Linked DNA regions of Homo sapiens: all the other regions are linked to region 2. The links are chromatin loops, found by intact Hi-C in ENCODE. Cell type or tissue: B cell. All regions are shown on one strand. Each heading gives the region's core, and the rest is flanking DNA. Links, peaks and the distances in the headings are about the cores only. Region 1 has its middle 160 kb from the start of LINC02498. Region 2 has its middle 270 kb from the start of MIR572. Region 3 has its middle 43 kb from the start of HS3ST1.

Evidence for each region. Peaks named below come from ENCODE experiments on the same cell type or tissue, not always from the same donor. Only the 100,000 strongest peaks of a DNase experiment are listed, where the experiment ranks them.
Region 1: it touches region 2 in a loop (2.2-fold over the local background); 1 of 110 quality-filtered maps calls a loop at or near these places.
Region 3: it touches region 2 in a loop (4-fold over the local background); 1 of 110 quality-filtered maps calls a loop at or near these places.

The regions. Positions count from the first base shown.
Region 1 is chr4:10,889,480-10,897,387 of GRCh38, reverse strand. No RefSeq gene overlaps it. Among named protein-coding and RNA genes, the nearest start is that of LINC02498, 160 kb to the right of the region's middle. In B cell, for the core only: CTCF peaks have their summits at 3,537 and 3,739; a DNase peak (open chromatin) is centred at 3,777; H3K4me3 peaks cover 388 bases.
Region 2 is chr4:11,096,032-11,103,939 of GRCh38, reverse strand. No RefSeq gene overlaps it. Among named protein-coding and RNA genes, the nearest start is that of MIR572, 270 kb to the left of the region's middle. In B cell, for the core only: no CTCF peak of the experiment used is centred there; DNase peaks (open chromatin) are centred at 3,709 and 5,309; H3K4me3 peaks cover 1,830 bases; H3K27ac peaks cover 3,170 bases.
Region 3 is chr4:11,467,710-11,475,617 of GRCh38, reverse strand. No RefSeq gene overlaps it. Among named protein-coding and RNA genes, the nearest start is that of HS3ST1, 43 kb to the right of the region's middle. RefSeq lists an enhancer at 5,247-5,436. In B cell, for the core only: no CTCF peak of the experiment used is centred there; DNase peaks (open chromatin) are centred at 3,787 and 5,007; H3K4me3 peaks cover 1,772 bases; H3K27ac peaks cover 3,233 bases.

The DNA.
Region 1 (7,908 bases), core at 1,495-6,494, 210 kb after region 2:
CCTGGCGTAAATGCTCCCCCATGAGTGATGTAGGTGGAGACGTAGGAAGCTGGCCCACCACAGTGTTCTCATTTGGAACGTGTAAAAACCTTGTGAGCAAAATTAAGCTTGGACTATTGCCCAGGAAATGCTGAGCTATCCTTCTGGCCTCTCTGATGCCTGCTCCATGTTTCAGCCAGAAAACACAGGAAATCAACCGACTGGGAGTCTTCTGTGTGCTCTGTGGCACCTTTCCTCATGTCACCCCATGCACGTGCAGCCACCACCCCTGAGGTTCTTGTCTGGCTCTTGCTAATCAAAATTCTTTAGAACCTAATGCTTCTCCTCTTTATGCTCCTGCACAGGCCCAAGGATGGGGCCCTTTTCTTTGTCTTGTTTTGTTTTTTATCTACCAGTTCCTGGAAACAATTTGAATTATTTCTTATCTTTCTCTTTGGCCCCAATTAATAGCAGCCTTGCTTTTACTTCCATAGAAGCAATATATGTTTATTGCAGATAATCTGAAAAATACAGAAGAAATGACAGAAGAAACAGTTTCCAATGTAGAGACAACCAATATTAACATATTAATATACTTTTTCTGATTTATTTTCTATGAATATATTTATAGATATAAGATATATTTTTGAATTACATATAATCTGGCATTTTCTCTTAACATGATTTTATGAATATTTTAGATTATCATGAAATATCTTCAAAAATACTTTTAAAGTTGCTGCAGAATATCCTATTAGAGGGGAAGACCATCATTTACTCAACTTTTCCCTGTTGTACATTTACTGTAGTTCAAGGCACCATTGATCATAGTTCTCCCAGAGCGGTTTATATGATAACCCCAGTCTCATCATAGTACAGATGGCAAATGTACCAGGTGATGTGGAAAGTCAGGGGCTAAGATTGACCTCTGCAACCAGCCTGCCAGCATTTAATTCCAGCTGCACCATTTACTTATGCATAAGCTCAGATAAGTTGTTTAACATTCTATACTTCAGTTTTCTCACCTGAAATGGGGATAATAAAAGTCCTTTTCTCACAGGTTCATGGGGAGATTAAATGAGTTAATACCTCTAAACTGCTTACAAAAGTACCTGGCACATTGAATGGTTGTTATTATTATGGCACTGTTAGGGAGAACAGCTGTCCCCATTCATGATGTTGGTTTTTATCAACTGAGGATGGACCTCTTCAGTAGGACCCCTGGCCTCCTTCACATTCTCCCTCTTCCTGGATATTCTTCAGAAGAGGGTGGACCTACCTCGGTGGTAGCTTTGGAAAAAGACGTGGGTATATGCAGTGTTGTGGATTGAATAGTGGTTCCCAAGAAAGATATGTCTAAGTCCTAATTCTTAGAACCTATAAATGTGAACTTATTTAGCAAAAGAGTATTTGCCCAATGTAATTAAGAATCTCAAGATCATCCTGGATTCAAGGTGGGCCCTATAACCAATGACAGATGTCCTTTTAAGAGAAGAGGCAGGAGAATCTTTGATGAGACAAAGAGAAGGTGAGGAGAAGACCCACGTGAAGGCAGAGGCAGAGACTGAGGTGATGCGGCCACAAGCTAAGCAACTCCTGAACCCACCAGAAGCTGGGAAAGATAAGGAAAGATTCTACCCTAGAGGCTTTGGAAGGACCACTGCCCTACCCACTCTGATTTCTGGACCCCACAACTGTGAGAAAACAAACTTCTGTTGTTTTAAGCCACCAGGTTTGTGGTACTTTGTCATGACAGCCTTCGGGAAGTAGTTCATGCAGCCCAAGCCCTTTGTCTGGGTAGTCAGAACCACATGTTCTAAGCTGCTGCTCCAGGTCCTAATCCTCACGTGGACGGGTTTGGCATGGTCTTTGCTGGGGTGAATGAATATGTGTAACACTGAAGATGACGATCAGGAAGCCTACCTGGCAATGGATATCCATGACACTTTCTTCCGTTTCAGCTCTATCAGTATTAAAAGACATCTACTGATCTCCATATGACTCATTACTCCTTGTCTTCCTTTCAGTTATGTAGAATCCAGGAGAGAAACCCCAGTAGCTACATTAAACTTTTGTGGTTTTTTATCTTTAAACTCATTTCTCCTATCTGCTCTTAGGGTAAGAGTGGCATCCTTTTATGCAAGGGTCTGGGTGTATTTAACTGCCTTCACACGCGCTCCCATTTTCTCCACTTCTTATTCTTTCATCTTATCTTTGGATGATTTCAGAAGGTTCCTGTCCTGTCTCAGGCTCTTATGATCCCAGCACTGAAAGCTGGGTGCTTGCCTGTGACTTGCTGCTTGATTCTGTTCTCTCTGAACCTCTCAATGCCTACCCAATACTGTGTTCAATTTGCTCCTGCCTCTTTGGGCTTGACCCAGCATAACCTTCCTTATTCTCCATCTCCCTTTGCAGCACTCTCAGAGCCTCAAGATTGTGTATTAATAAACCCTGTGATGGAGACTAATGTGACAATTTTGATGTGGATTCTCATCCCATGTGATAAGAAAAACATAAAATATTGCGTGATGTTTTTATTGAAGTTTTATGCACTGTAATTTTTATGTTCTCTTTCTCCAATCCAATCCCATATTTTCCATATACAAAATTTAGTGTTTCCAATGCAATCCATGCGTGAAACTCCACACTATTAACAAAGCTATCATCCTTGCTACCACTTAACTCAGTCAAGAGATGCCTTGTAATGCTAATGACTTCATATTCCTAATTCTTTTTTGTTCAACTAGATTACAAAAACCTGGGAGTTTCTGTAACTCCAGGCAGTTTTCACTCTTAAGCACATTGCCACCATGCTCTTAAAGGACTATAGCTCATTCCAGCCACTTTAAGTGAAAACCTGGGAAAATATGGTTCTTAAATCTTACCAAGAGGGGCTTTTGCCCAGAGCTCTGTGCTTTAAAGTATCCAGTAAAGCACACACACACACACACACACACACACACACACACATAACCACACACACATTTGTTAAACAAAACGGGAATGGCTCTTTTACTTGTGATCTGATACTTCTTGCAGACACAGGACAACCTTGACCATAAACATCTTTTTCTATTATCCACACTATTCTAACCCCAGGAAATTCTTCTCATATCTCCTGCCTTATGTTCTTGAAGAAGAGATGCCTACATCTAAAATTCTTGAAGGTTTGTGGATTATGCCAACTACTGACTTTAAACATGTGTACTGCTTCAGTATCCAGGAAGGACTTGAGCAAGAAAATACTGAAGAGAAAAGACAAATTTCTTAGTTTACCCCATCTTCTCTTTTCAGATGGCTTGAATGAAATAAATCATTTCATAATAAGGAATGGCTTGGCACTCATGACAAGAGCTCATTTGTTTTAATTCATGGTATCAGGGGTATGCAAGGGCAGTGGGGTATAGCACATTTAAATAGTTTGCTTTTTTATGTGTAATATTTAAATATTTAGCCATATAGTTTGTAGCCCTGCATTTGTTCTCCTGCTCTGAGCCCTGCAAAGGAGAAGGGTAGACCTGCAGGAAGGAGCTAATTACGTCTGATGCTCCTCAGCCTGCTTTCAGGATTTAGCTCAAGACAATTCTTGATGCATTTGGGAAGTATTGATGCATGTTTTTCAGATGAATAAAAGCTAAATATCAGAGGCTGAATCTTTTTGCAGGAATGACAAAGTGATCAGTTTTGAGACTCACATCAAGGGGACCTAAACTTGCTTACCAGGGGAACCTCAGACAGAAAACAATTTAACTCAACTCTGAGTAGTATTAGTGGAGCACAGGAAGTGACAGGAAAAGGGTGCCTCTGCAGGCAGAGACAGGAAAGGGCAGCAAGAAGACTGTTTTTGAGAATGGAACAGTCTTAAAGATAGACCTGATTCCCAAAGGTGTCATTTTTCTCTCCTGCAACTAAGAATGCAAATAAAGTTCCTTCCACAAAAGACAGAAGCAGGGACTGTGAGAAGCAATCACAGGAGGAGGAAAGTATGGGGGAAATGAGGAACCGTCGGCAAATTACACATGTGGATTTTCACCAGCCACACAGAAATGCACAAAATACATGAGGGCTGAACTTTGACCACGGGCAGCTCTGGAGTCAGAGAAGTGAACCATCATCCCATCAGTTAAGACACTAGAAGGAAAGACCAGCCAGAATGGGCACAGAGCATCAGGATCCTGGAAAAAAGTAATTGGTGGTTGTATACATTTGTCAGATCATAATTACTGTAGGTATTTATAAATGGTTCAATTTATCATGAAGGTATGATTGTTTGCAATTAACCCTGCTCTCTTTATGAAATACTAAACTAACAACTTCCTCAGGTATTATCAAGAAAGAGGTCATGCCAACAAGAAATTTAATAAAAGTTCCTGTTTCCTGATAGGGTAATCCACAAAAATATACTTCTTACTGCATGAGAGAAGGAAAACAAATGAAACGAGAGTAAAGAAAATGCATAATGCAAATGCTATGCCCTAAGATAACTTAATATATTATGTTATACAATCACCATAACACCAAGAAAGAAAACTGGTATGATCTCTGAACTACAAATGAGTAATTTAAGACACATAGTGTGTAATTAATATGCCCAAGATCATATAGCTAGTAAGTGGCCCTACTGGGATTCAAATTCAGGACATCTCATTCTAAAACCCTGATTCGTAGTACTTAGCACTCAATTCCTGGCCCGAATCACATATACTATAAGTCAACACATATAGTTGACTTGAAACTGCCCACAGATGAAATGATTAGCTAGCGTATTAATTTCCTATTGCTGCTGTAGTAAATTATTACAAACTAAGTGGATTAAACCAACATACATTTAGGTATTATCTCATATTTCTGGATGTCAGAAGTCCAAAATGGGTCATTAGGGCCATACATCTTTTGGAAGCTCTAAAGGATTATCCATTTCCTTGCCTTTTCCAGCCTCTGGAAGTTACTCATTTCCTTGGCTCATGGAAAAAAAAGTAATTGGCTCCATCCATCTTTAAAGCCCATCACTCCAACCTCTGCTTCTGTTATCACATCTTTTTACTGACTTTGTTTCTCCTTCCTCCCTCTTATAAAGATTCTTATGATTACTTTGAGCCTACCTAGATAATCCAGGATAATTTCTCTGTTTCAAGATCCTTAAATACATCTTCAAAGTCCCTTTCCCTATGTAAAGTAACGTATTCACAGGCTGCTGGGAGTAAAACATGGATAGCTTCAGAGGGTCATTGTTCAGCTTACCAATAGCTCTTCGTTGATTGATAGTGGCAGGTACATTGCAGATGTTTTGCTTTTATTGAGTGCTGGCAGAGTTCAGATTCTCCCATAAACAATGAAGGGTCAGAGTCTTTTCCTGGCCCTCTGCCCATCTGTATTAGACAGAACCTGCACTCCTATAATTGCAAAACAAAAGGCTCAGGGACATAATGGGAAGCTTAATGTGGTTATCTCCTGCTTCTAGATGGCCAGGGGCTTAGCTTAGCAGAATCTATACAGCCAACAGTCCATATGGGCTTGTTGGAATGGGATGAGTCTGGAGAAGGCACTTGATCAAAGAAATGAGGATCTCTACTGTGAGAGAAGGATAGAAATGGTTTGCTTTGCATCAGAATTTACAAGCAAAATTTCATGGGCTGCAAAAGAAAAAAAGGGTTAAACTGACACCAAATACTTTTTTTTTCTCTTTCCCTCAGAAACACATCACTTATTAGCTCTATAAATAGCTTAACCATGCTGGACTCCCATTTCTTTTGAAAAATTGAAAGGATAATACCTTAGTAAAGATCACCAGGAAGATGGAACAAAATACCATTTGCAATGAGAGTTCACCCCAATTCCTGGCATGTAGCTCAAAATTATGGTTATTTTACTGTAGTTCAGTGTTGCATCCAGGTGGCTTCACAGACTGGTTGCATAAACTCTGGCTCTGTTTCTAAGAGCCTTATTTTCCCTCACTAAATGACAGAATGATAAATATTCACCTAATAGGTTTAGCAAAATAAGATATTTTATCAGAGGTCACAATTCAAATGATGTAACCCATTTGCTATCAGCTTGAAACGTGGGATTGATGTGACGCATAAAAAATACACTCTACTGTGTGCCGTGGCTCATGCCTGTAATCCCAACAGTTTGGGAGGCCGAGGTGGGTGGATCATGAGGTCAGGAGTTCAAGACCAGCTTGGCCAACATGGGGAAACCCCATCTCTAAGAAAAATACAAAAATTAGCCAGGCGTGGTGGTGTGCACCTGTAGTCCCAGCTACTCGGGAGGCTGAGGCAGGAGAATTGTTTGAACCTGGGAGCCAGAGGTTGCAGTGAGCAGAGATCATGTCACTGCATTCCAGCCTGAGTGACAGAGCTAGACTCTGTCAAAAAAAAAAAACAAAAAACAACAACAACAACAAAAAGACAAAACAAAAACAAAACCACTCTATAAATTTGAAACATTTTAGTATTAATGAAAGAATGTATACTAGTAAGTGATTGAGTGCTGACCAAGCCAATGATGCCTGTCTCTGTTCTGCACTTGTTCTCAGGAGCCCCTTGTTCTATAACATCTTTTCTTTTCTCCATCTATTTAAACCATAGTGTCTTTATAATATGCCTCCAAGCTTCTCCTGCCCCTATCTCATCTTCTGTGTCTTGCCCTCAATGCACTCAATTTTAGCTCAGTTCACTATAACTTGTGCTTTTCTGTAAATAAGTCATCAATTGTATTATGCAAACCGAAGGCGCTACACTGACTACCTTGTCATTGGAGCTCTCCAAAACCGAGGCACTCACTCCACCATGGGCTCCAGGTTTTCTTCCTGGAAGTAGATGCTGGCCTTCCTGCAGGGTTCTTAGATTGCGTTTGCCCAGAAGGAGACTCAGCAACAGGGATACAGGTGCAAGTAGCAAACATAAGTAGGGGAACAAAGAAGTGAAATGGAAACAAAATGGGCAATAAAGCGTTTGTTACTGTGTCTACTGGAGAATTCCAGAACAATGTAGAAGACGTGCCTCAGAGTTAGCCTGCCTGAGGGGCCGGAGAGCTACGTCATTTCTACACAAACTCCTGTAGTCGTTGTGTCTTTGCTTGAGGACTCCTGAAGGAGTGGGCAGGGGTGCTCCAGTATCTATCTCTAGTTGGTTGCATCATGGACATAGTGAAACAAAACTTTTGAGAAAAGAAATCTGGGATTGGTATTTGGAAATCCCCTAGGGACAGGGTATGTGGGAGCGGCATGGGCCACAAGAATCAAAAGCTTAAAACTAGAATAAAATCTAGACTCAAAACCCTACTTTTGCTAGACACCATCTAAAATCACATTACTCACCTTCCTTTCTCTAAACCACTTTCCCTTCTGAAAAATGAAGATTATGGTATCTACCCGCAGGGGGCAGTAGCTCATGCCTATAATCCCAGCACTTTGGGAGGCCAAGGTGGGCAGATCTCTTGAACCCAGAAGTTTGAGAACCGCCTGGGCAACATGGCAAAACCACGTCTTTACCAAAAAAAAGCAAAAATTAGCTGGACATGATGTCCTGCACCTGTGGTCCTGGCTACTTGGGAGGCTGAGGTAGGAGGATTGCTTGGGCTTGGGAGGCTGAGGCTGCATTGAGCCGTGATGGTGTCATTGCAGTCCAGCCTGGGTGACAGAGTGGGAACCTGTACCCCCAACAAAAAATCTACCTTTTGGAATTGCTCTAAAAATTAAATAAAATAAATGAATTAGTATAGTGCCTAGGTCATTTAAATGATAACAGTTATTATTATTATTAAACCAGTATTAGCATAACACAATAGCCTGCATAGGTATCTAATAAATATGTACTGAGTCTAAATTTATATATAATGAAATTCTATTTTAAAAACTCCAAAAGGCATTTAACTTGAATTTTTCCTATTTGTATTTTTCCATCATATTATCCAGAATGTCAGAAA
Region 2 (7,908 bases), core at 1,566-6,565:
ATTGACAAGGTCCTTCACATCCCTTGTAAGTTGGATTCCTAGGTATTTTGTTCTCTTTGAAGCAATTGTGAATGAGAGTTCACTCATGATTTGGCTCTTTGTTTGTCTGTTATTGGTGTGTAGGAATGCTTGTGATTTTTGCACATTGATTTTGTATCCTGAGACTTTGCTGAAGTTGCTTATCAGCTTAAGGAGATTTTGGGCTGAGACGATGGAGTTTTCTAAATATACAATCATGTCATCTGCAAACAGGAACAATTTGACTTCCTCTTTTCCTAATCCTCTTTTCCTTTATTTCTTTCTCCTGCCTAATTGCCCTGGCCAGAACTTCCAACACTATGTTGAATAGGAGTGGTGAGAGAGGGCATCCCTGTCTTGTGCCAGTTTTCAAAGGGAATGCTTCCAGTTTTGCCCATTCAGTATGATATTGGCTGTGGGTTTGTCATAAATAGCTCTTATTATTTTCAGATATATCCCATCAATACCTAGTTTATTGAGAGTTTTTAGCATGAAGCGCTGTTGAATTTTGTCGAAGTCCTTTTCTGCATCTATTGAGATAATCATGTGGTTTTTGTCATTGGTTCTGTTTATATGTGGGATTACTTTTATTGATTTGCGTATGTTGAACCAGCCTTGCAACCCAGGGATGAAGCTCACTTGATCGTAGTGGATAAGCTTTTTGATGTGCTGCTGGATTCAGTTTGCCAGTATTTTATTGAGGATTTTTGCAACGATGTTCATCAGGGATATTGGCCTAAAATTCTCTTTTTTTTTTGTGTCTCTGCCAAGCTTTGGTATCAGGATGATGCTGGCCTCATAAAATGAGTTAGGGAGGATTCCCTCTTTTTCTATTGATTGGAATAGTTTCAGAAGGAATGGTACCAGCTTCTCTTTGTACCTCTGGCAGAATTCGGCTGTGAATCTGTCTGGTCCTGGAGTTTTTTTTATTGGTAGGCTATTCATTATTGCCTCAATTTCAGAGCTTGTTATTGGTCTATTCAGAGATTCAACTTCTTCCTGGTTTAGTCTTGGGTGGGTGTATGTGTCCAGGAATTTATCCATTTCTTCTAGATTTTCTAGTTTCTAGTGTAGAGGTGTTTATAGTATTTTCTGATGGTAGTTTTTATTTCTGTGGGATCGGTGGTGATATCCCCTTTATCATTTTTTATTGTGTCTATTTGATTGTTCTCTCTTTTCTTCTTTATTAGTCTTGCTAGCAGTCTATCAATGTTGTTCATCTTTTCAAAAAACCAGCTTCTGGATTCACTGATTTTTTGAAGGGTTTTTTGTGTCTCTATTTCCTTCAGTTCTGCTCTGATCTTAGTTATTTCTTGCCTTCTGCTAGCTTTTGAATGTGTTTGCTCTTGCTTTATAAATTTCCCTCTACACACTGCTTTAAATGTGTCCCAGAGATTCTGGTATGTTGTGTCTTTGTTCTCACTGGTTTCAAAGAACATCTTTATTTCTGCCTTCATTTCGTTATGTACCCAGTAGTCATTCAGGAGCAGGTTGTTCAGTTTCCATGTAGTTGAGCGGTTTTGAGTGAGTTTCTTAATCCTGAGTTCTAGTTTGATTGTACTGTGGTCTGAGAGAGAGTTTGTTATAATTTCTGTTCTTTTACATTTGCTGAGGATTGCATTACTTCCAACTATGTGATCAATTTTGGAATAAGTGCGATGTGGTGCTGAGAAGAATGTATATTCTGTTGATTTGGGGTGGAGAGTTCTGTAGATGTCTATTAGGTCCGCTTGGTGCAGAGCTGAGTTCAGTTCCTGGATACCTACAAAGCAGATGGAAAACAAAAAAAAAGCAGGGGTTGCAATCCTAGTCTCTGATAAAACAGACTTTAAACCAACAAAGATCAAAAGAGACAAAGAAGGCCATTACATAATGGTAAAGGGATCAATTCAACAAGAAGTGCTAACTATCCTAAATATATATACACCCAATAGAGGAGCACCCAGATTCATAAAGCAAGTCCTTAGAGACCTACAAAGAGACTTAGACTCCCACACAATAATAATGGGAGATTTTAACACCCCACTGTCAACATTAAACAACTAGTGCCATCTTAACTAATATATCCAGAGATGAAAAATGTAGTAGAAAAGTACAGAAGTGAGACTGGATGTCTGAGGGAATCTCCCCGGAAGAGGTAATATCTGAAATTTAAAAAGGAAACAACAAAAAAGGTCCTGAAAATTTCTCCCAAAGTGAACTGCATTTTAGAAAGAATCTGGGTTGGAAGATAAAGGGCTTTGTGAGTAGGCAAGGACTCAAAATTGCTAGAATTTCCCAAGCTGTCCAGAAGACATGCACTGATAGGAAAGGCCAACACTGGAAGCGTGCATCATCTTCTATTTCCTACTCTCATCCAATTGCGTTAAGTTCAATGTGCTTTCCTGGGCGTCTGCTGTTTGCTCAGGGCCCTGTGTTAAAGCTAATGGGAAAACAAACAAACAAGTAAAATTCAGTCTTTTTTTTTTTTTTTTTTTTTTTGAGATGGAGTTTCACTCTTGTTGCCCAGGCTGGAGTGCAATGGTGCAATCTCAGCTCACTGCAACCTCTGCCTCCCGGGTTCAAGCGATTATCCTGCCTCAGCCTCCCAAGTAGCTGGGATTACAGGCATGCACCACCAGGCCCAGCTAAATTTTGTATGTTTTTAGTACAGACAGTGGTTCTCCATGTTGGACAGGCTGGTCTCGAACTCCCGACCTCAGGTGATCCACCCACATTGGCCTCCCAACAGTCATTTTTTCTTTCACGAACTTTCCATCTTAAAGAAGGAAGAATGGACTTGGCCTTGAATGAGGTGGTGGGTGGTAATGTTAATTTCTTTCATGTGTTCTCACCTTTGTTTGGCTTTCTCTCATGAGTTGGAATGTAAGTAACAACAGCCAGAGGACATTTCGAGTGACTATAAACCAGACATCACTGAGATTTCAGAAGGAGAATCTCCATTCACAGATTATTTCTCCTGTCCTAGTAATTTGTCTGTCAAAAGTGGATTTGATTCATTTATATTGAATGTTACTATGTACTGAATAGGTTTACATATATCATTCTGTGTATGGCACAATATGTTTCTGAGACTGGCATTACTACAGTCATTTAAAAAGGCAATGTATGGTTCACAGTGAACCTGTTTGCCCAAAACTATCCAAGTAAAGAGAGACAGAGGAGGGATTTGAACTTGGCACTGTACCATATACTCCCAGAGTTATGTCCACTCCCCTACAGTTTCCATCTTACCCCATACCTCATTTCCTTCCCTTGAGATTTTATTTTATTTTTTTAGACAGAGTCTTGCTCCGTTGCCCAGGCTACAGTGCAATGGTGCCATCTCAGCTCACTGCAACTTCCACCTCCCAGGTTCAAGCGATTCTCCTGCCTCAGCCTCCTGAGTACTTGGGATTACAGGTGCGTGCCACCACACCGGCTAATTTTTGTACTTTTAGTAGAGGCGCGGTTTCACTATGTTGGCCAGGCTGGTCTCGAACTCCTGACCTCAGGTGATCTGCCCATCTTGGCCTCCCAAAGTGCTGGGTTTACAGGTGTGAGCCACTGTGCCTGGACTCTCTTGAGATTTTTCTAACCCTTATTTTATCTCTGCCAAGTAGCTGTTTCCCTTCAGAGCTTCCCCTTCTTGAGATTGAAATCTCAAGCTGCAACTTACACCTCACTCCACTTCAATAAACCTGGGAGGGAGGGAGGAAGAAAACAGAAAATAGCTCAGCAGATGTTTCCGGATACATTTTTTTTTCAAGTGCAACTTGCTAATGTGGAAGTTTATTTTGGGGCCTGCCAGTGTTAGCAGATGTTTGAGAAGATGAATACCTGCTTAGGCAATTATACATAGAAAGTGATAGCAGGTTTGCACAAAGAGCCAGTCTTTAAAAATGGATAATATAATAGACTTTCTCATACAGATTCAGCATGTTTATGCTAGATTAATTCTTGCAGTCTGATTTGGACCCTATATTTATTCTTGAACTTTTATACTTATAAAAATGAGGCCATGCAAAAGGAGAGGTAGAAATAGATTGTGCCTACGGATGCCAGCTAGAGAATATAATTAGAGAAAATAATGCCTAGAAACTCTGACACTCAGAGGCTGGAGATCCTATTAATTGCTGCTATGTTATTTTTGGACATAAATATTTACACTTCATTTCTCATTAAAATTCTCCTTCTTAAAATATTAAACCCAGACCTCTGATTGCTGGATAATTAATAGCAAAATAACACATCAAGACTTTCAAGAAATTGAAGGTATACATTTTCCACTCTAGGTATTCTCATGGTGGGGAAGGTAGATACCCAACAATTCCATTCAGCAAACATTCACTGTGTATCTACTAAAGTATTGAGATTCCGAGATAAGCAGGAAACAGCTCCACCTCTTCAGCAACTTAAGTCTCCTAAATATCAAATAACAAAGCTGATAGATTCCATAGACCTCACATAAACATTTCCTCCTGAATGAGGAGTAGTTGTAGGAATAAACTTTTGACAAGCTCAAGGCCTGCCTAGACCTACAGGATGAAAGTGTAACCGGGAAATTTTCCTTTGAATGGTAATGGCAGGTTGATAAAAATTTTCTGATGTGATCTCCAAGATCAGTAAGTATCGTGGGAAATGAGGTGCCTTTTTTGGAGACTTGATTCATGGACAGGAGAGTTTTCCCTTTAGTTGGCAAACATAGCAGAGATGTCTGCTTTGATCATGGTCTGTACAGATTTACATCTGACATTCTTTACCGCACTTGTATCATTTATCTGAGTCTGCTCATAATTTTCCAACAAGCAATACATCCATGTGTCCTCAATGTGGAAGGCTAGTGTCCATCAAGGCACTCCACCATTTGGCATCTCTCTGCATCTTTCATTTCATTTCCAGTGACAACCCCAACCCACACAACAATACCAACCCTCTAAGGGGTCCCCAGATCTGCCAAGCTACTTTAAAACCCCATATTTTGCAGATACTCATCTTCTGTATGGAAACCATTTGCTCCCAACTTTTGCTTCAGAGCAATAAACTATTCATTGTTGGAGAACATGCACTGGTGTCTCCAGATCTTGAAGATTTTCCTGACCCATTCTTTGTCTTTTCAGTGTGCCAGGCACTTAACTTCTATTCTTGTTATTACCCTACAGCATTCACAGTATAATTTGCATGCACATCCCCCCAAACAGATTTGACATCGTCAAAGATGGGAGCATGCACCGTACTCATCTCTATAGCTCCTCCCTCAGTATACACCTGGCACAGAGTGGGGGCTCACTACAAATCTGTTGTATTTCTGCTTTAGTCAGAACACTTTCTCATGGGAATAACAGCTTTCAGAATCACTGAAGCACTGAAAAGAGAGTTTTGATTCACTCGAGTGGGAAGCACTGGGTTGTGCTGATCTCAGGTGTAACTCCATCCAGTGACTCCAATTTCTAGGACTTGACATCATTTGACTCTGGCACCACTCTTCTCTGAGGACTGGCCTTATTCACATACAGTTTAAATGGGCTTTTGCTAAGTAGTGGTGGCATGATGTTCTGGGATTACATTCTTGTATTTTATGACATAAAAGAAAAGAAAGAACATGTGATCATATATAAATTCTCAGTGATCATATATAAATTCCCAGGGGAGATTCTGATTGGTCAGGACTGGGTCTCAATGCTGACCCCTGAGGGCACTCGCTAGTTACATGGATAAGCTAAGATTGTTGGGGGCAGTTCTGGGAGAGAGATCTGCCCACCCCAACAGCTATAGAGTACTCTGATTATCAGCCACAAACAAACCACACAGAGTGGGGCAGGGGGCCAAAGAAAGGTATTGAGTGGGACCAAAAGAAGCAGAAAAGGGACCTTCAATAGAAAAAAAACAAGAGTTGTTTGTTACTCTAATTACTTTAGCATTGTGTGTGACATATAGGGAGTGCTTAGTAGATGTTCACTTACGGAATGAATTTGCTCATGCATGGATTGGAATTTCTTTCTTTCATCCCGTCAATGATGTACATATACATAGAAACAGCTCAGGCCCATGTGTTTTGTGATTGTAAGTTCACTCCTTTGTTCAAGACCCAGACTCTCTTCAAGCTCACAATATACAGTATTCAGCTTCCAACAGAAAATTTTCTTTTAAATATATTAAAAGATTCTCAATTCAGCAATCCAGCTGGACTACTTTTAGACTTCTGCCCACAAGCACAGGCATCAATCTGTTTCCTACAAAGTGTTGTTTGCTGTGATAATCTCACCTCCAGCAAATGTTCCTATCTTTAACTCCTTGTTATTAAAATTGTGTACAGAAAGCTCAGGGAAAATAAAACCATGGGCTGAGAGTATCTGACAATATCATACAGTAGAAAGGAAAATTGTTTAAGAAATTGAGAAATAGTGTTAGGTGTATCTTTAAGTCTAACTCACCTTGGACATGTTACCTCTATCAGCCACTATTTTATCAATAAAGTAACAACTTCATTAGATGATTTGTGGTTAGCATTAATTCTCTATGCATGCATGGAAGATTCTTTTTTTTTTTTTTTTTTTTTTTAGATGGAGTTTTGCTCTTGTTGTCCAGGCTGGAGTGCAATGGCATGATCTTGGCTCACCGCAACCACCGCCTCCTGGGTTCAAGCGATTCTCCTGTCTCAGCCTCCTGAGTAGCTGGGATTACAGGCATGTCCCACCACGCCTGGCTAATTTTGTATTTTTAGACGAGACAGGGTTTCTCCATGTTGGTCAGGCTGGTCTCGATCTCCCGACCTCAGGTGATCCGCCCACCTCAGCCTCCCAAAGTGCTGGGATTACAGGCATGAGCCACCATGCCCGGCCTAGAAAGTTCTTATGACAAGTACACGATTTGGGAAACCATAGTTTTCGCTAAACCAGCAGAACCCAAAATAAGGCGTCTTTATTAGTCCTCAAGACTAACCTGGTTATCTAGCCAGCAAACACACAATTTAGCTTGGTGCTTTGGGTTAGACCAAATTATATGACTCCACCTAAATTTCAAACTGTTCCTTTTACTCTGTTTTTTGTCAACTCTTTTATGCCACTCCCAAAAGAGTTGATGTACTATTCTCTAAGAACTCTATTTGCTTTTTGACTTCTGTAGCTTCGCTTATGCAGTTTCCTACACCAAGAAAGTTTCTCTCCTCCACATGTACCTGTTCATATCCTATCTATCCCTGAAGGTCTAGGAAAAGACAATCAGCTCTGCAAAGTGTTCCTATTTTCCAACTTGCCTTCTCTCATCTGGATGCTTCTCTCCCTTTCCCAATGAGCTCTTAAAACTCTTTGCTTGTACTTTGGAATAACAGCGAACGCTTTCTACCTTGTGTTATAGTTATTTAGCAATTTATCTCCTCTGCCCCTCTGGAATGCAAGCACCTTTCCCTTAGGATAGGATGTTCTGTGTAGTTGAGCACAGATGGGTTTTTCAGGAAGCCAAGTCATGATCCAATTCCAGCCATGCTGCTGCATCCTTGGGGGAATCACTTAATCTCCATGATCATCATATTCCTTATCAGTAAAACTAATAACCACTGGAATATGGGAAAGGCAAAATGCGATCATCTAAGTGAAAGCGCTTAGCACTCTGCTCTGAACATGGAGCACTTTTGTTTTATTAGACTTACTTTTAGTGAATACCCATAAGATCTGTTGACGACTTTCCTCTTTATTGCACTTTGAATAACATGCAAATTTCTCATTAGGGCTGACAAGGCTAGACATAATCTGACTCCTACTTCTCTTTGACCTCACTTTTTTTTTTTGGTTTGTTTTTAATACCTTTATTTGTCTATATTTGACATACAATAAACTGCACATATTTAAGTGTAAATTTTGTTAAATTTCAGCATATATATACACTTGTGAAACAATCACCACTATCATAATA
Region 3 (7,908 bases), core at 890-5,889, 370 kb before region 2:
CAATTTAACCTGGGTCATGAGGAAGTAATAGGATTCTGACAGATGTGTAACAGCTGGATAATCCAACATAGAGAGAGAAAAGGTGCCAGGGTGAGGACACAGAGGTGAGAAAGAAAATATAAGTAAAGAGGGACAGAGAAGCCTGCAATTAGTGTTCTGAGGATCGCAAGAGACCCTTGTACCCTTCTCTGTGCTTGCATGTATATTCTCATTCATTCCTTCAAATACGGAATGATTATTAAACGACTAGTTTTTTTTCAAACTTTTAGTAAGATTTTAAATCAAACTAAGAAAAGTATATTTAAAGAGGAAATACATGAATTACAATAATAAGCTATTTTTTAACTAGTTTGAGCTATTTAAGTTTGAAGCTCAAGAAATTACATGTTTAAGTGCCTAAGTAGTCTTCAGTTGACTTTTAATTAACCTCTTTTGCCATTTGTCATCCAGGGAAATTGGAAAATATTTTATAGTCCAACAAAAACTTGTTTTATAAAAGAATTAAGTGAATTTGAGCCACTTATGATAATCTTTCAAAACATCTGATATTTGTAGCTGAATCCGGTCAAATTGTATTTATTCTTTATCAGCCTTAGTTATCTTGGCATCGCTCTCGTATTAATAAGATTCAGACAAAGCCTGGCCTTGCAGTGTAAAAGTGATAGAGAAAATCATTTTCCCTAATCAGGCTGAATCTCATTTGTTGTGATTTTTTTCCTTTAGATTCTGATGTTTGCAGGTGCTTTTTGTGGGAACATTATTTAAAACATATCCTCCTGAGTGTACAACAGCCGCTTCATGAGGATTACTCTTCTATCCTCTTTGCTTGCAGTGGAAGTTTCATTCATTCAGCTTAAACTAAATTTCAATAAAGAAAAGGAAGAGGTTCATTTTTAACACTTATCCCCTTAAATAATAATAACAAGACTATGTTTAATTTGCCTAAAAATAGACATAGAGGTCATGGAATTCAGTTTTCACTTTGATGATGGTAAGGAGAGGCATCTAGCCTCCTTGACCTCCAAAATCAGGAGCTTCTTACACCACCCATGATAACTTGTCACCTAAAAGGATTCACCATTCTATTAGGGTAGGCTAGGTTGTCCTGCAGTAACAAATAAACTTTATAATCATGGTGGCTTAGCCCAACAGAAGTTGATTTCTTTCACACACAGAGTCTAATGCAGTTGGCCTAGGATCCTGGGATGACCCTCCCTCGAGTGACTCAAGGATCCAGGCTTGCATCACCTTATAATATAGCTCCTTAACATGTCACTTCTAAGGTTGCTTCAGCATGGGGACAGAGAGAAGAAAGAAGCAAACCAGATTGCAATTGCTTCAGCCTGGAAGAAACATGTGTCATTGTGCTTACAACTCATTGGCCAGAAAGAGTCACTTGGCCTCAACCTCACTGCAAGGAAGAGTGAGAAGTGAAGGGGAGCACATGGAATGTGAGGTGTGCAACAGCCATCCCTGTCTCAATTACATAGTTAATTAAATTTAGCTCTATACTAAGTCAAATACAGAAGTTCATGGAAAACATGGAATTTTTATCACATCGAAATCACTGCCAAAAAGCAAAGTATGCATTCTTTGGAGACAGAGTACTTTTACAGCCTGCATTGCCATATTTCAGGAATAAGACCATTGGCAGGTCCCACAGACACTCTGAGCCTCAATATCTTCATCTGTAAAGTGGAGAGAATGCTGACATAAGTCAGTTGAGAGCACTATAAGTAATGACTGCAAAGCACCTAATTAAGGGCCTACTAAATATTAGGTATCGAGTTTTAAAACTGGCAATTATAATTATTGTATCTTAATGACAACAATAAAATGGAGATATCATTATCATGGAAAATAATTAATTAATTTTGTTATATTTAATGTATCAAGAATAATGCAATAAATTTTCAAATAAAAGCATCCACGAGACTTCCTAGCTGAGTTCAGAAGCAGTTTTTGACCCTGCATTTAATTTACTGTTAGCAGCAAATATGGTATATTATTACCTTTAGAATTTCTCATTTCAGATGAAAAAAATGAGCTGTTAAAGTAATTGTAAAAATTTTAAAGGGCCTCAGTGAAAGCAGAGAGGAGAGTTTCCATGGCGATATCTGAACAGTGCAAGAGAACGGAAGAAGGGAAGGGGGGCATTTAGTGAGCACTTACATGATGTTAAACAGTGTGCTTGGCACTTTGCATCCAACATCAGCCTAAACACAGGAAAATGCTATGACATCAATATGATTGTCACAGTTTTATGGAAGAGCAAACATACTCAAAGGAAGAGACTCTCCTAGTGGACTAACTAGATTGTGGTCCCAGTGCCATATGACCTGCCTTTGCCTGTGGCTGGTGCCCAGACTCTCCTGACACCAACGAGTCTCCTATAATTCATCTTCTTCTGCTCCTTCATGCTCAAGGTCTCTCACTTCCCTTGTTTTAGGGTCTGATTTGTTCCCAGCCTTTCTCGGGGCTCTTGTAGGCTTAACATACACACCCCTGTCTCCAGCGCAACCTCTTACCAGGATACAAAGTTCCTATTTCTTTGCAGTAACAGGAAAAATGTCCTCAGACACACTGTCTTGCCTCTTTAGAGATAGTTCCTTCTTACGGTAGAAAACCTATGACAAAAGTGGAGGTGGTAGATTTGTGAACTCACTGTGCTCTAACCATCCTAGTAAGGGTTGGTTGGGCAAGAATCATCCATGGGTACCAAGTGTCAGAGGAATTTTGAGAAATGGAATACTCCTATAGTCTCAAAAGGTCTCTCCACCGATTGCATATTAGTCAAAAAGGGGAAAAGTAGTAACTACACAGTATTAGTATAAAGAGATGTCACTTTGACAGTGTGATCAAAATTAACATTAGCAATAAGGAACAGATGGATGTCACATGCCTCTGGATGTGTGCATGGAGAGGGAATGCCATCACTTATGAGTATCCCCGCTGGGATGCATAACCTGAATCTGATCATAAAAAAGCATCAGACAAACCCACATTAAAGAATATGCTACAAGGGGCCTGTGTTCATTAAAAATGTCAGTGTCGTGAAAGTGGGAAAGACTGAAGAAAGTTCTGAATTAAAGGGAATTCAACAGACACAATTGCTAAATGGACCAGATCCTGTTTTGAAGGGAAGAGCACTTGCACATTATTATTATTGGGACAATGACAAATATGGCATATTAAAATGTAGATTAGATGAAAATATTATAACATTAAATTTCCTAAATGAAATACCATTGTGGTTAAATTATTTAAAAGAATATTCTTAGAGAATACACATTGAAATATTAAAAAATAAAAGAACAGGATGTAGCTAATCTACTTTCAAATGGTATAGAAAACAATAATTTTAGAATGCATAATTCACACACATACATGTTTGTGTATGTATGTATGTGTGCATTACTATATTTAACAATATTTGAAAGAGAGAATAGGAAAAAATAGAGGATAAAAAAGCAAATGTGGCAAAATGTTAAAACATGGCGAATCTGAAAAAAAGCATATACAGAAGTTCTCTAGAGGCTGTTTTTTTCCAGCAATTCAATGAGCTTTAGGAGTTTAAACAAATTGAAGTTTCTATTAATAGCTAGCAATTACTGTGTGCCCATGCTTTGCTATGGATTGTCCTAGGCAGATCACTGGCATTCTTTCTAAGCTTTTTCGTAGCTGTAGGTGTGGAAATTGTGTTTTCATTTTCATTTTGAGATATGAGGAAACTGAAACAGGATATGCACCCCACAGGAAGTGGCAGGGTCATAGATTTGAATTCAGACCTGGCTCACGTCTCCGCACAATAGAATGAGACAGTGCATGTGATGCCAGACAGGAAGAGGTAAGGTTCCAGCCTTTAGGGGCTCGTAGGGGCTCACAGCCCATAGGGAGAGTAGAGAGGGAAGACAGACAAGTAATTGGGTACATAGTGTGGTGTGGTAAGCAAAGTTAAATATAGTTAATTCTTTTTTTTTTTTTTTTTTTGAGATAGAGTCTCACTCTGTCACCCAGGCTGGAGTGCAGTGGCGCGATCTCGGCTCACTGCAACTTCCACCTTCTGGATTCAAGCAATTCTCCTGCCTCAGCCTCCCACATAGCTGGGACTATAGGTGTGTGCCACCCGCCTGGCTAATTTTTGTATTTTTGGTAGAGATGGGGTTTCACCATGTTGGCCAGGCTGGTCTTGAACTCCTGACCTCAAGTGATCCCCGTGCCTCGGGCTCCACAGTTAAATTCTTCTAAACTTAATTAGTAGAACACCTACTGGAGGTTGTTGTCATGCCAATCTCTTCTGCTACTAGAGACACATGTCCTGTCCTCCCAGAACTTACACTGAAGTGGATGTGACTGATGCTACAGTACATAACTGCTGAGGTAGCACATAATAGTGAAATTTTATCCAGACTACGAGGCTAAGGTTGGCTTCCCAGAGGGGATGTGAGTGTTGCCTTACTTGATTTTCAGAGACAGAATAGCCTGTGAAATTTCATTCATCCCTGAGTTCTAAAGACTTGGCATACAGGAAATTCACTAGCTGTTGAATCTGGAAAAATGATATACATGTTTTCTCTACTGTGCAGAGTCTATACTATTCTTGAATGAATGAATGAGTGAATGAGTTCCCTTCTGTGATTCCTAAGGAACCCAGGGCAATGAGGTCTTCCAGGATGTCAGCCTCTCTGTCATCCTTCCAGGTCACAAGAAAGAGCCAGCAGGTTTCAGCAAGCCGTTCCCTGGCTGATCTGGTGGTGAGAAGAATTTGGGGGTGGCGGCATGGTGACTAGCCACAGCCAGGGCAATTCCTGCACTCCCTGGCTTCCGTGTCTAGCTTTCAGGTTAGAGGAAATGCTTTATCAAGAAAAGCTACTTTGTTCTCTCTTGTTCTCTTTTATTTTTTTCCGAGTTACTCATCACTTTTTCAGTCCCTTATTCTCAGAGGAGAAAACAAAGCCACCTTCTTGAAGCTGTACCTTAGGTATTATTCTTGCCAATGCCTTGCAAAGCCAGCAGCCCAAGTGCTTTGCAGGTCAGATACAAGGGCCCTTTACCTTCAAAGATTAAAATCAGCATAGCAACAAAACATGAGGCTCTTGGTTTTACTCAGTGCTTTTCTTACATGGTCTCATTGCATTCACAGAGCAGTGTTACAGAAGGTTAGAGACCCTTGGAGATAAAACATGTAGGGATTTCCACTCTTTTTGGTGATGCCCCAAGAACCTGGGAAGGAGTGTCAGAGTCTGCCCTCTGGGGATGGGGGCTCCCTCCAGGGGCGGGAAGCCCATCTGGCTCATCTCTCTGCCCTTGGCTCAGCTGACCATGCAACTGCAGCTGCTTGCTTGGGCTTGTTTCATGCATGACAGTTTCAGTTACCTTTCACTTGAGAAATAGATCTCCCTGCTAAAAGAAAAAAAAAAAAAGAAAGAAAGAAAATGTTTGAAGACTACTGATCAGTTTCAATACCTTCATACTGTCCATAAAAACACACAGGCCCGTGTTGCACTGGCCGTCCCTTCGCATCTCACTCTCAGCGCCTCAGTGAGCTTTCTCAGCTGTGCTACGACAATGAGCATTTGCAGACCTCTTTTCCATCTTTCAAATTGTTGGCATCTCTCAACTATTCACATTGGTGGATTAATATGTTAAATACCTTTCATTGTTATTCTAGTGGAGTTTAAGGAGGAAGCAGCAATAGAATATGTATATGTATATACATATACATATACATATACATATACATACATATACACGCACACAGAAAGAGACAGAGAGGAGGGTTTTACCTTAGTCAGGGACTCCTCTCATTGCCTGAAATATTCTTCAGAGACTTGGAGCTCCAAGGTCTTGAGGAAGGCACCACAGTGAGTGGTGGAGTCGAAAACTGGAGGATTTGGTTGAATATTTCTATCAGTAGCACCTGGACTCTTTCCTTTCCCCTGCCAACCAAACATCCAAGCACCTGTCCTTTCTACTATGTCAAGAAAAGGGATTTTGTTTTGTGGAGACTTGAAACAGGAATTCTCTACCCTACTTAGAAAGAATAAGATTAAGTAAAGCTTCAATATCCCAAGGGAAATAAAGAAGCTATTGAAAATAAAAAAATAGAACAAAATACCATTAAAAGCATAATTAGAGAAGAGCATTAACACTTCTCTCCTTAAGGAAACATTGTTAACTGTTTTATAATTTGTATACCTTTTTTCCCAACAAAAAGTGTGCAATTGTTGTTAATAATAAAAGACTTTTGGTCATGATAATTAAAAAACAAAAAAGTAAAACAAACAAAAAAACCACAGGCCCAGAAAGGGACAATCACTTGCCTAAAATCACAGATCCACTTAGTACTTAAAGGCAAAGAAGGAACTAAGTGTTAGTCTTGGGTATCACATCAGTTTCTACTCCAGGACATGCAATTGCGGTACCTGGCTCAGGTGACCACAGTGAATGTAAATACCCAATGATTGGCCCAAGAGGAAAGGAAAACAATTTAAAAAATTCCTGACAGCTGCATTTCTGGAATGTCCCCACTCCTTCCTCATGCACCTGTTGCTGCCTGAACTTCTGACACTGAGTGGTTACCGGAGGCCTGGCGTCTCCTTAGAGCACTGCCACTGGCGCTGATGAACCAACTGAGGCAGACACTTTTACCTCCCTGAGCCTCACTTTTCTCCACCAGAAACTGGTTTAGGGGACAATAGCTTAGTACTGTCTCTTCTGGCTTCTATGTTCTTCTGGTTAAGAAAAAACTAACAACATTTCCCCCTGTCCTGACTTCCCAAAAGATTGAACATGAAGCTTCACTGAAATCCTGGATGGAAACATATTATTTCCAATGTAAAATGATAAAGCCTGGTCATGTGCAAGTTGCTCCCAGCTGCTGTGCCAGGGAGAGAGGGGAGGCATGCAATCAGCTTCCAGATAAAGGAGACAAGCTGTAGTGCTCAGGGCCCAACTGAGGAACATGTAAAGAGGGATTATATATATAATAAGTATCTACCTCTCTCTATATAAAGATATATATACATATATACATATATATATATATACGTATATATATATATATACATATATATATACGTATATATATATATATATATATATACGTATATATATATATACATATATATATATACGTATATATATATATATATATAGAGAGAGAGAGAGAGAGAGAGAGAGAGAGAGAGAGAAAGCATTGTTCTCTCTATAGAAAAGAAAGATTTTTCTGTAGAAGATAGATAGTTATCCCCTGAGAACCAGGAAAGCTGATGATACAATTCACAGAAGTCAAAAAAGTCCCCAGGCTGCATGAAGTTCCTTTGAAAAGGCAGGGTTGGCTTTCCCTGGTCTATGTAAGCCCCTTCCTGTAGGTAATGGCAGGTCCGGAGACACACCCCTGGAGGCTCTCTGAGTGCCACCTGGCAGTGCTGGCACAAGTGGGGGAAGCCAGGGAGTTGGTGAGGTGGGGTGCGGGGATGGCAGCTGGCTCAGCAGCTCCAAGAGTGCTATAGGGTCTCAGTTCTGAAATTATTCACAAGTACTCAGCAGACTCAGTGCACTTTAAAAGTCACTTTTTTTTTTCTCTCACAGAGAAAAAGGATGTTGTCTTATGGCTTCCTCACCTGTGACTTCTTGGAATTTTTTTTTTTTTTTTTGGAGATGGAGTCTTGCTCTGTTGCCCAGGCTGGATCCCGGCTCACTGAAACCTCTGCCTCCTGGGTTTAAGCAATTATCCTGCCTCAGCCTCCCAAGTACCTGGGATTGCAGGCATACACTACCACACCCAGCTAATTTTTGTATTTTTTTAGTAGAGACGGGGTTTCACCATGTTGGCCAGGCTGGCCTCGAACTCTTGACCTCAAGTGATCTGCCCACCTCGGCCTCCCAGAATGTTGGGATTAATGG